Linked DNA regions of Homo sapiens: region 2 is linked to region 1. A link is a contact called in ENCODE Hi-C or POLR2A ChIA-PET data. All regions are on one chromosome and are shown on one strand. The core of a region is the stretch at or near the end of the contact, and the rest is flanking DNA. Distances in the headings are between cores, read along the strand shown. Region 1 overlaps EDEM1 (ER degradation enhancing alpha-mannosidase like protein 1). Region 2 has its middle 11 kb from the start of MIR4790.

What was found. Hi-C counts contacts between places; a loop is a spot of excess contacts on that map. ChIA-PET counts read pairs that join two places held with the same protein, here RNA polymerase II (POLR2A).
Region 2: a map of naive thymus-derived CD4-positive, alpha-beta T cell shows a loop between it and region 1 (2.2-fold over the local background). The contact joins two enhancer-like sites. A Hi-C loop is called at or near these places in 1 of 168 maps with a recorded cell type or tissue (naive thymus-derived CD4-positive, alpha-beta T cell). POLR2A ChIA-PET finds 5 or more read pairs at or near these places in 5 of 52 experiments (MCF 10A, OCI-LY7, PC-3 and 2 more).

What each region holds. Positions count from the first base shown.
Region 1 is chr3:5,194,385-5,199,204 of GRCh38, reverse strand. EDEM1 (ER degradation enhancing alpha-mannosidase like protein 1) reads right to left here. Exons shown (of 12, transcript NM_014674.3): 2 at 3,924-3,996. Among named protein-coding and RNA genes, the nearest start is that of EDEM1, 9.1 kb to the right of the region's middle. RefSeq lists enhancers at 1,374-1,553, 4,116-4,185, 4,586-4,655. Within about 2 kb of position 2,409, at least 15 of the 41 ENCODE cell types and tissues checked have a DNase peak (open chromatin) inside an H3K27ac peak, as active enhancers do; they include OCI-LY7, where a contact is called at or near this core.
Region 2 is chr3:5,259,201-5,264,020 of GRCh38, reverse strand. No RefSeq gene overlaps it. Among named protein-coding and RNA genes, the nearest start is that of MIR4790, 11 kb to the right of the region's middle. Within about 2 kb of position 2,625, at least 2 of the 41 ENCODE cell types and tissues checked have a DNase peak (open chromatin) inside an H3K27ac peak, as active enhancers do; they include OCI-LY7, where a contact is called at or near this core.

The DNA of each region.
Region 1 (4,820 bases), core at 1,160-3,659:
TTCTCTCTGCTCCTCAAATAAATCAGCAGCTTGGGTGCTTGGCTCCCAGGAGACCAAAACATGTGGAAAACTGAATGAACTTGTTGATTGTTATCCAGATGCCTAAACACTTTGAGAAATAGTGGTAATATCTTTTGGAGCACAGGATAAAACCAGTGACTGATTTAAAAGAAACAAAACATATGAATAATCAGCTCTATGTCCTTTTTAAAAAGTGATCTAGAATTATGATTCCTATTTTGGGTATGTAGATACGACGTCACACTAAGCCACTCTCTCCTATGTGAAGCACAGTTGGGCATCAAACTTTATAGATTAACCTGAATCAAAATTATTTCATTCCACTCTAAATTTTATGACAACCCTGAGACTATAATGACATCATAAGGACATACTGTGATAGAAAAATAAATTTCTGGGACCCCAAAATCACTAAGCCAAAGGGAAAAGTCAAGCTAGGAACTGCATCAGGCAAACCTGCCTCCCATTTTATTCCTAAATAAGATAGCTACAAAGATTCAAAAAAAAAAAAAAAAAAAAAAGCTATATACGTCCCTTACAATTTACCTACAAGGAAATTCCTTGTGGGCCTCAAGATCTTCCCCTCAAAACAATTCTGCTGAATTTCACCCAGGCAATGTAAATTGACAGTTTATCTTCACAGGTACAAACAAAGGACAGAACTCAGTCATCCCTCTGCTCACCTAAGAAAAATGCATATCTGATTGCTTCCTCTGCCCTACTGTTTATGTAAAACTGCAGATTCACTAAGCCAGACAAAGGCATAAGTGACTATTCCTCTACCTTTGTCACAGGTAAACTGTATATTCCGTGAAAGGCTAATCAGAGAGTCAACCGGCTGGACACGGTGGCTCAGGTCTGTAAGCCCATACTTAGGGAGGCCAAAGCGAGCGGATCACTTCAGGCCAAGAGTTCAAAACCAGCCTGGCCAACATGGCAAAACCTTGTCTCTACTAAAAATACAAAAAATTAGCCAGGCGTGGTGGCGCATGCCTGTAATCCCAGCTACTCGGGAGGCTGAGGCACAAGAACTGCTTGAACCCCTGGGAAGGTGGAGGGTGCAGTGAGCCGAGATCTCACCACTGCACTCCAGCCTGGGCAACACAGCAAGACTCTGTCTCAAAAAAAAAAGACAAAAAAAATGTAACCATTTGTCTTTTATCTGCCTGTGACTTGGAAGTGCCCCCTCACCCCACCCCCAGCACTTCAAGTTGTCTCACTTTTCTGGACTGAACCAATGTACATCTTACACATACTGATTGATGTCTCATGTCTCCCTACAATGTATAAAACCAAGCTGTGCCTAACTACATTTTTTCCACCTCATCGTTATTTTGCTGTAACCTACAGAGTAAGTACAGACATTTCTAGCTTTCAGTTCTTTCTTTTTAGAAGATGATGCAATAATGCTGCAAGTTGCATCCAATGGTCAGGGGACTGCTATCTTCACAGTGTTTCCCTAGCACATCTGTTAAAGCCTGTTTAAATGTTAGCAAAAGAAAAGGAAAACTTCAACAGAAGTAACACCTGAAAAATAAGCCTGAAGCACTAAAGGCCGGATATTCTACAATGAAAACCACAGAGATGAGTCTGTTTCCTTACAGATGTTTACCAGCAACAATATCTGGTGAAGCTGCAGGTGCTGACAGGAGCTCAAATCAAGTGAGGAAGGTGAAGGAAGTCAACAGCTCTTACTTATTGTAGTTTATCATTATGGTCAGATAGCTATAGAATCCTGAGTGACTATGTTCTGAAATCACACTAATGTTTGAAAATGGCTGAATGGGACAGAGGAGCTAAATGGGTTTGTTTGTTTGACTGTAGGACTTCTCAGAGTCTTTAAAATGCTGATGGGCACTGTGGCTCTCTAATAGTGGGACCAGACATACGGAATTTCTCAAGTTCATTTAGAAACAGAACTCTTCTTTCAGGGAGTAAGTATCTTTGGAATCTGTGTTGGGAAATGCTTCATTAGTCAGAATTCATTTTTTGAACAAACATTTGCACTGCTACTGTGCACCAGACACCATTAAGTGTGGGGGAGAGTATGGTGAACAACAGAATAGCAGGCAAGATGGAGGGATAAAAAAACAAAATGGGGAAAAAAAAAAAAAAAAAAGCCAGCTACTCGGGAGGCTGAGGCAGGCGAATCACTCGAACCCAGGAGCTGAAGGTTGAAGTGAGCCAAGATCACGCCACAGCACTCCAGCCTGGCGGCAGAGCGAGACTCTCTCAAAAAAAAAAAAAAGAAAAGAAAAGAAAAGAAAAGACGACGACGATGACAAAGCTCTCAGGGACAAGGAGTAGGCTTTCATGAGCTATACATTGAGTCTTAGGACGTTTCCTTTAAGCAACACTTGTAGGCTGAGTCAGCCTCTGGTATCATCAACAAATTAGCTCTAAGGTCGAACATACTTGTCTGGGCACATTTTGATCAGTGATGGTAAATGACTGAAACAGAGCAGCAATAACTTCAGAAGGAGATATTGGGAAACTAAGTTGCTTTGTAATTTAAATTATACTAAATCAGTACCCCAGATTTCCTATTAGACCAAGGGCCTAGTCCTATTTCTACTACTTATTTATAAAATGAGGACGTAGAATGATCTCTCAAGCTCTTTCCAAGTTCTGGTAATTCTACTACTAGCAAGATACTAGACAATCATAATGCAAACTTGGCTAGCACATTACCCAATTCTTGTGTGTGTGTGTGTGTGTGTGTCTCCAGAGATGGAGTCTCACTCTGTTGCCCAGGCTACAGTGCAGTGGCGCAATCTCAGCTGACTGCAACCTCTGACTCCTGGGTTCAAGCATTTCTCCTGCCTCAGCCTCTTGAAGAGCTGGGACCACAGGCGCCCGCCACCATGCCCAGCTAATTTTTGTACTTTTAGTAGAGAAGGGGTTTCACCATGTTGGTCAGGCTGGTCTCAAACTCCTGACCTCAGCTGATCCTCCCACCTCAACCGCCCTAAGTGCTGGGATTACAGGCGTGAGCCACTGCGCCCGGCCCCAATTCTATCTCCTAACAGACAGCTTTAAACTCTTCTATGGCATGTTAAAAGAAACAAGAATAAATAAAAGTACAACATTTGGGCTAGACTGCAATAAGATATTTCTCATGGTAAAGACTTGCTGGACAATGAAGGAAAGCAAAGAGGTTGTAAAAATCACCTTAACTAAGAAGATTTTAAAACAACACTATGCTGGAATACAGTCCCCTGGAAACTGCTTTAATGGCAAAAGGTGAAGCAGATGAAGCACACAGACATGGCACCATGTACTGAGTGCCACACTGCCTTCAAGGTGCTTCTGCATATCTGCTCAAAGGCCTCTAGTTCTCCAGAGTCAATGAGCAAAACCACAGGATGAGGCAGTAATGCCAGCACCCACGTTGGCAGCTCAGGCATGGAGTGTCCACAAAACAGGAAGTGGCAAATAAAAGAGAAGGGTTTCTAGGGAGCCCCACATAAGGATGGGCGCTAGGGCTCCAACTTGCTCCTGGGGGAGCCAGTGGCTAGATGACATTTCAGGGTACCTGCCAACCCTTAGATCTTCTCTCTTTTACTCCTGGAATAGCAACGACTATAATTATCAATATTAATGAGCTTCATTATGGGTTCTTTTAGGGAATAAGATAGAAACTGGTTAAAAAAAAATAGGTTCCCTAAAATCAATCGTACATTCCTTCTCCTTTTTTTAATGGAATCACATTTCCCCTCATTTAACCTTCAACACTTTTCTTGTTCTCCCCATTAAGGTCATTAAAATAAATAACAGTTATCAAAGCTAATGATACATTTTGACTTATCAGGCTCCCTGGAATTCCCACTGCTGGAGGGAACTAGGGATAATCAACTCTAAAACATCTTAATTCATTTTTTTAAAAAAAGGTGAACACTTACTGCAAGTGTATCCAATGCATCAACAAGAGTCAATGAGTAGTTCCCTAGTACATCATTGATGTTCAGATTTGAACTGAAAAAGAAAATTAAAATTCAACAAAAAGACTTTATTTCAAAAGAGAAGACAATAAAAGTAAACACCCATCAGAAACTATAATTGCCAGCAACTCTTATTTATTCAGGAACTAATTATGGGTGAATTAATACAGCAAAGGTCTTTCTACCCCCAAAGTAACACTTTCTATGGTGTCCATAAGTAGAATCAAGTCACAGAACTGTGGAGACACACTTGTACCAGAGTGGAAAGAATGCTCACAGGAAGTCAGGAGGCAGTGAGTCATCTCCTCTCTGAGATTCAGGTTTATCACCATAGACAATCTCCTTGGTCCTGTCCAACTTTAAAAAGCTCTGATTTCACAATCATTAGGAACTAAAGAAGAGCCCTTGTCATACGACCCACCTGTAATACTTTAATACAGAAATTAGACACCACAGCCTATATTACACACAAAAAGAAGTAAATACATTAATTGACAGTGTCAATATTACTCATCTGCCCTATGGTTGGGGGTATAAATTAACTTCTTTACACCATTTCTTCATTAATAACTCATCCAAAGGGTCTTGATTATTTCCGTTAATTCTGAGATATCATTTAACATGAACCTAGGCAGGAATTGAGGCCTTTCTCACTTCTTGACTGGAGCTACATAAACGTTTCTGCCACACACCTCTCACCCCATAATCTACACCAATTTTCCATTCTGAAACAACCTTAAGAAACCAACTTCAGGATGACAAGGGTGAAGCTCCTCAGGCACTGTGGTATGTCTTTGTAACACTTTACAAAAAAGTCAACAACAAAAAAACTAATACATCTGGGAGAATAGGGATGAA
Region 2 (4,820 bases), core at 1,376-3,875, 65 kb before region 1:
CCATTCAAAGCCATGATATAACATACAAAATAACAAAACTTACTGAGCCCTTTCAATGTATCCGGCCCTGTGCTAGGCACCCCATATGCACTAACTGATCTCCCCTTCTCCTAACAAACCTAAGACATGCATATTATTACTCCAGTTACAGGTGAAAAAACTAAGGATCAAAGAAGTTTGACAACTTGCTCAGGTCTGCAAAGCCAGGATCAGGTACTCCCTTGCTCTCTTCAGCCACACCACAGAAACTAAACTTATGCCCATTACCTTGTCTTCCTTTTCCTTACTGAGAGAGGGTATGTAATGGTTTTCACATACAGGTCATTTTTGGCCAAATGTAGAATTAAAATTTCAGTAAGTGAACCACCACAAGTCAATTACAGCACAGGTCAGCCATGAAATTGCAGTTGTGTATTTTTAGGGCCATTGTATACTAACAGACAAGGCCTATTTGTTTTCCTTTTCCTACAATATTGAATTTTGAAATTGAATCCTTGGTTCAAAAAGTTCTGATGCCATTTGTGTGATGTCAGTTGCAAACCAAATTCAAGGAATCCTGAAGAATCTAATAATCATGTGTCAACCAAAGATGAGGGTTGCATTTTTCATTCTGTGAATAATGCATTTTAATGAAACCAATTCACTCCTCAAGTTTGAAAGCCACAGCCTAAACCTTCCCTTCTATCACACCATTTTGTTCTGTGTGGTCATTTGCTGGCCTTTGCTGGCAACTTCAAGAGGCAAGGACAAGAAAAGTCAAACAAACAGACATGAACCTTCAGGGTCACTTGGCATTCACTTGCCATCAGAGAAAACTTTCCATCCCAAAAGATCAGATTCTCACATGGTGCAACCCATTTTCCTTCCCTGCTGAAATACACAATTTTCCATTTGTTCCAGGTGTTGGCTCCCATCGATGTCTGGCATAGGGTAAAAGGATCAAAAAATAAAATGAAGTCTTGCCTCAGCAATCCTGTCAGAATTCCCCAGTGGAACTTCTAAAGTGGCCCACTTTTCAAAGTGACATAACAAGCAATGAGCCATTTAGTGATTCAGCTGGAAATACAAAGCCCAGGCTGTTTATCCTTAAAAATTTCCATAAGGTTAAAAACAATAAAAAAAAAAGAAGAAGAAAACAAAACAGCAAGAAAAGAAGAGAAAGACAACGTTTTCTTATGATTTACGTTAGGGATGGCAAAAGATTTTGTCTTATGTAATAACTCCAGTCTAGGGTCTCCAAATAGTGTCTTCCTGGTATGCTAGATGGAGAAGAATGTTGAGGTCATATCTGCACATGATGGGAAAAGTGCAGCAATCAATTAGCAATGTCTGCTTCATTACACAACGGGAAGTGGTAGTCTGTGCGCTATCCTGGCTTCATTCTTCCAAAGTTGCAGTTGTTTGAAAGTTCATCTAGAGTTCTATCCAATATGTTTTATTGTATAGATGGAGAATTTTTTAAAGTATCTTTTAATGCCCAACATAACTGATGGCATTAAAGAATTACAATAGACTGGGCATGGTGGCTCAGACTTATAATCCCAGCACTTTGGAAGTCAAAGGTGAAAGAATCACTTGAGGCCAGGAGTTCAAGACCAGCCTGGGCAACATAGTAAGAACCCATCTCTACAAAAAATAATAAAATTAGTTGGGCATCTGTAGTCTTGCTACCCAGGAGGTTGAGGTAGGAGGATCCAGGTGTTCAAGGCAGAGCCCAGGCGTTCAAGGCTGCAGTGAGCTATCACACCACTGCACTCCAGCATGGGCAAAAAAGTAAGACTCTGCCTCTAAAAAAAAAAAAAAAAAAAAATTGCCACAATGGGCTATGCTGGGTGACTCATGCCTATAATCCCAACATTTTGGGAGGCCAAGGTAGGAGGATTGCTGAGGCCAGGAGTACAAAACAAGCCTGGGCAACATAATGAGACACCATCTCTACAAAAAATTTAAAAATTAGCTTGATATGGCAGTACGTGCCTATATTCCTAGCTACTTGGGAGCCTGAGGTGGGAGAATCACTTGAGCCCGGGAGTGTGAGGTTATGGTGAGCCATGATCTCACTAGCCTGGGTGACAGAACAAGACCCTGTCTTTAAAAAACAAAACAAAACAAAAAAATCCACCAGAAAAGTGATCTAAGGTGGTTATCAGACAACCATATAAAATGCCTACAACACACTTACATATTTATTGTTCGTACCCAAGCTGCATAAAATTGGCTTCACCCAACTGGATTTCTCTTTAAAAATAAATAGCTGTTCTTTCCCATTCTCACCTTATAGTATAGAAATTGAGTGCTATGAAATAACTATGTAACCATGTCTTTCCACAGCTCCAGAATCAAATCAGTGGCTTTTGGCTAAGCAAGAGGTGAGATAACACTGAGAGCCTTGTTCAATAAAAGCAATGCAGCCCCATAGCATGGCTTCATGGACTACATCAGATCATTAGGCAGAGATTAACTGCCTTTTGTGCCTGCTACCTCATTAAAGCTCACAAATAATAGTTGTTCCTACTAGTTAGTGCTTATTCTACCATCCCTCCTTACCACCTTGTAGTGCCCATCCCCTCATAGTGCCTTGGTAAGAGAAACAGCCTTATTGATTAATGTCAGAAGAGACCTGGGAGTAAATGGTGTTTTGTTCTTTATACAAAGGTAGGAGTGCACAATGAGATGCCTGCCGTTTGAATCCAACAGTTCTTTTTTTAACTCAAGTCTATAAACAGGAAGAAACTCAAAGCCTCCAATTCCTCTTTTCTCTCTCTTCCTTTTCTTGTCGTGTTTTCTTTCCTTTCCACTTTTCTTAACTTTCCCTGTTCTTTGCTCCTTCCAATCTTCTTTCCTTCCTTCCTTCCTTCCTTCCTTTCTCTTTCTCCTCTTTTCTTCACTTCTTTTTCTTTTTTTTTTTTTTTTTTTTGAGACAGGCTCTTGCTCTGTCTTCCAGGCTGGAGTACAGTGGTGCAATCATGGCTCACAGAACCCTCTACCTCCCAGCCTTAAGCATCCTCCCACCTCAGCCTCCCAAGTAGATGGAACTACAGGCATGCCCCACAGCTAATTTTTTACTTTTATAGAGATGGGGTTTCACTGTATTGCCCAGGTTGGTCTCAAACTCCTGAGCTCAAGGGATCTTCCCGACTCAGTCTCCCAAAGTGCTGGGATTATAGGTGTGATCCACCATACCCGGCCATTTCTTTACTTCTTTGCTTGGATTCTTTCCTTCCTCTTCTACTTCTCTTTTCGTTTTATCTTTCTTTCTCTTTCTATGACAAAACTACATCTTTCTAGCCATTTGAGACTCTGAGTTCAATACATATCAAGAGTCCTTTTTCACGCAGTCATACCTCATGCACAATACCGATATCAGATCCTTTTTTTGTTGCTAGTTACAGGAGAGATAAGGACAAGAGGAGAGAGTGGACTACCCAGCCTCACCCCTAAGCATGTGGTAACACCACCATTGAAGAAACTGAGTAAAACAAATGTCTGCTTTCGATGATCCTAAACATTTATCCAAAATGATATCACAGATTGGGCCTGGTTCTCAGGGGGTTTGAAGAGTACTTTGGTGGGCAGGGGCCTGGGGAACTGAAACAGTTGATTGGCTAAGGATGAAATCACAGGGGTCCCTAAACTGTCTTCATGCATCTGAGTCAGTTCCTGGGAGAGAGTTTCAGGACGGGGTGGTATCTCTTGATCTGCTGAAACGCTAAATCTGAAAAATATCTCAAAGACCAGTTATTTAGGTTTCACAATAATAAAGTTATCTTTAGGAGCAGTTGGGGAAGTTACAAATCTTGTAACCTCCAATTATGTGACTCTGGGCAATAAGCAACTTACAGAAACGCCAGCTAAACAAGTAATGGATGGTTATGGTTTAACCGTGCCTACTCTTCAGCAAAGTTCAGGCCCCTAGCATAATTCTAACCTTGTTACCTTCTGTTGGTCTTTACAAATATGGTTTTAACTTCTGAACAAGGAGGGGATCAGTTCAAGGAAAGAACTATTATGGCCTTCACACAAGAATGAGCAAAAGCAATCTAGCCTGGTAGAAGCAAGATGGGGTTAGGTGTGTTAAATTTCCCTTACTACTATAATTTTTGCAAAGGCGATTTCATCTGCAGGCAGAACTTGTATCGGCAAGTTCAATGAAACAAGCCATTGTTGGTACCCAATAAATAGCTACTAATAATACAAAAATCTTATTAAAATGTCTACATTTTGAAAGTTTGCGGCCGGATGCGATGGCTCACGCCCGTAATCCCAGCATGGGAGGCCGAGGCAGGTGGATCATGAGGTCAGGAGTTCAAGACCAGCCTGGCCAAGATGGTGACATCCCGTCTCTACTAAAAATACAAAAATTAGCCAGGCGTGGTGCTACATGCCTGTAACCCCAGCTACTCAGGAGGCTGAGGCAGGAGAATTGCTTGAACCCAGGAGGGGTAGGTTGCAGTGAGCCGAGATCGTGCCTCTGTACTCTAAGCGGGGCAACAGAGCGAGACTCCATCTCAAAAAAAAAAAAGAAAGAAAGAAAGAAAGAAAGAAAGAAAGAAAGAAAGAAAGAAAGAAAGAAAGAAAGAAAGAAAGAAAGATTGCCAATATATAATAAAGTCATACTAAACTCAAGAGTTAAATGAAGTTAAATTTGTTTTGACAGGTTGGGTGAAGTGGCTTATGCCTGTAATCACAGCACTTTGGGAAGCCAAGACAGGCAGATCACTTGAGGTCAGGAATTTGAGACCAGCCTGGCCAACATGGTAAAACCCTGTCTCTACAAAAAATACAAAAATTAGCCAGGCATGGTGGCATGTGCCTGTAAT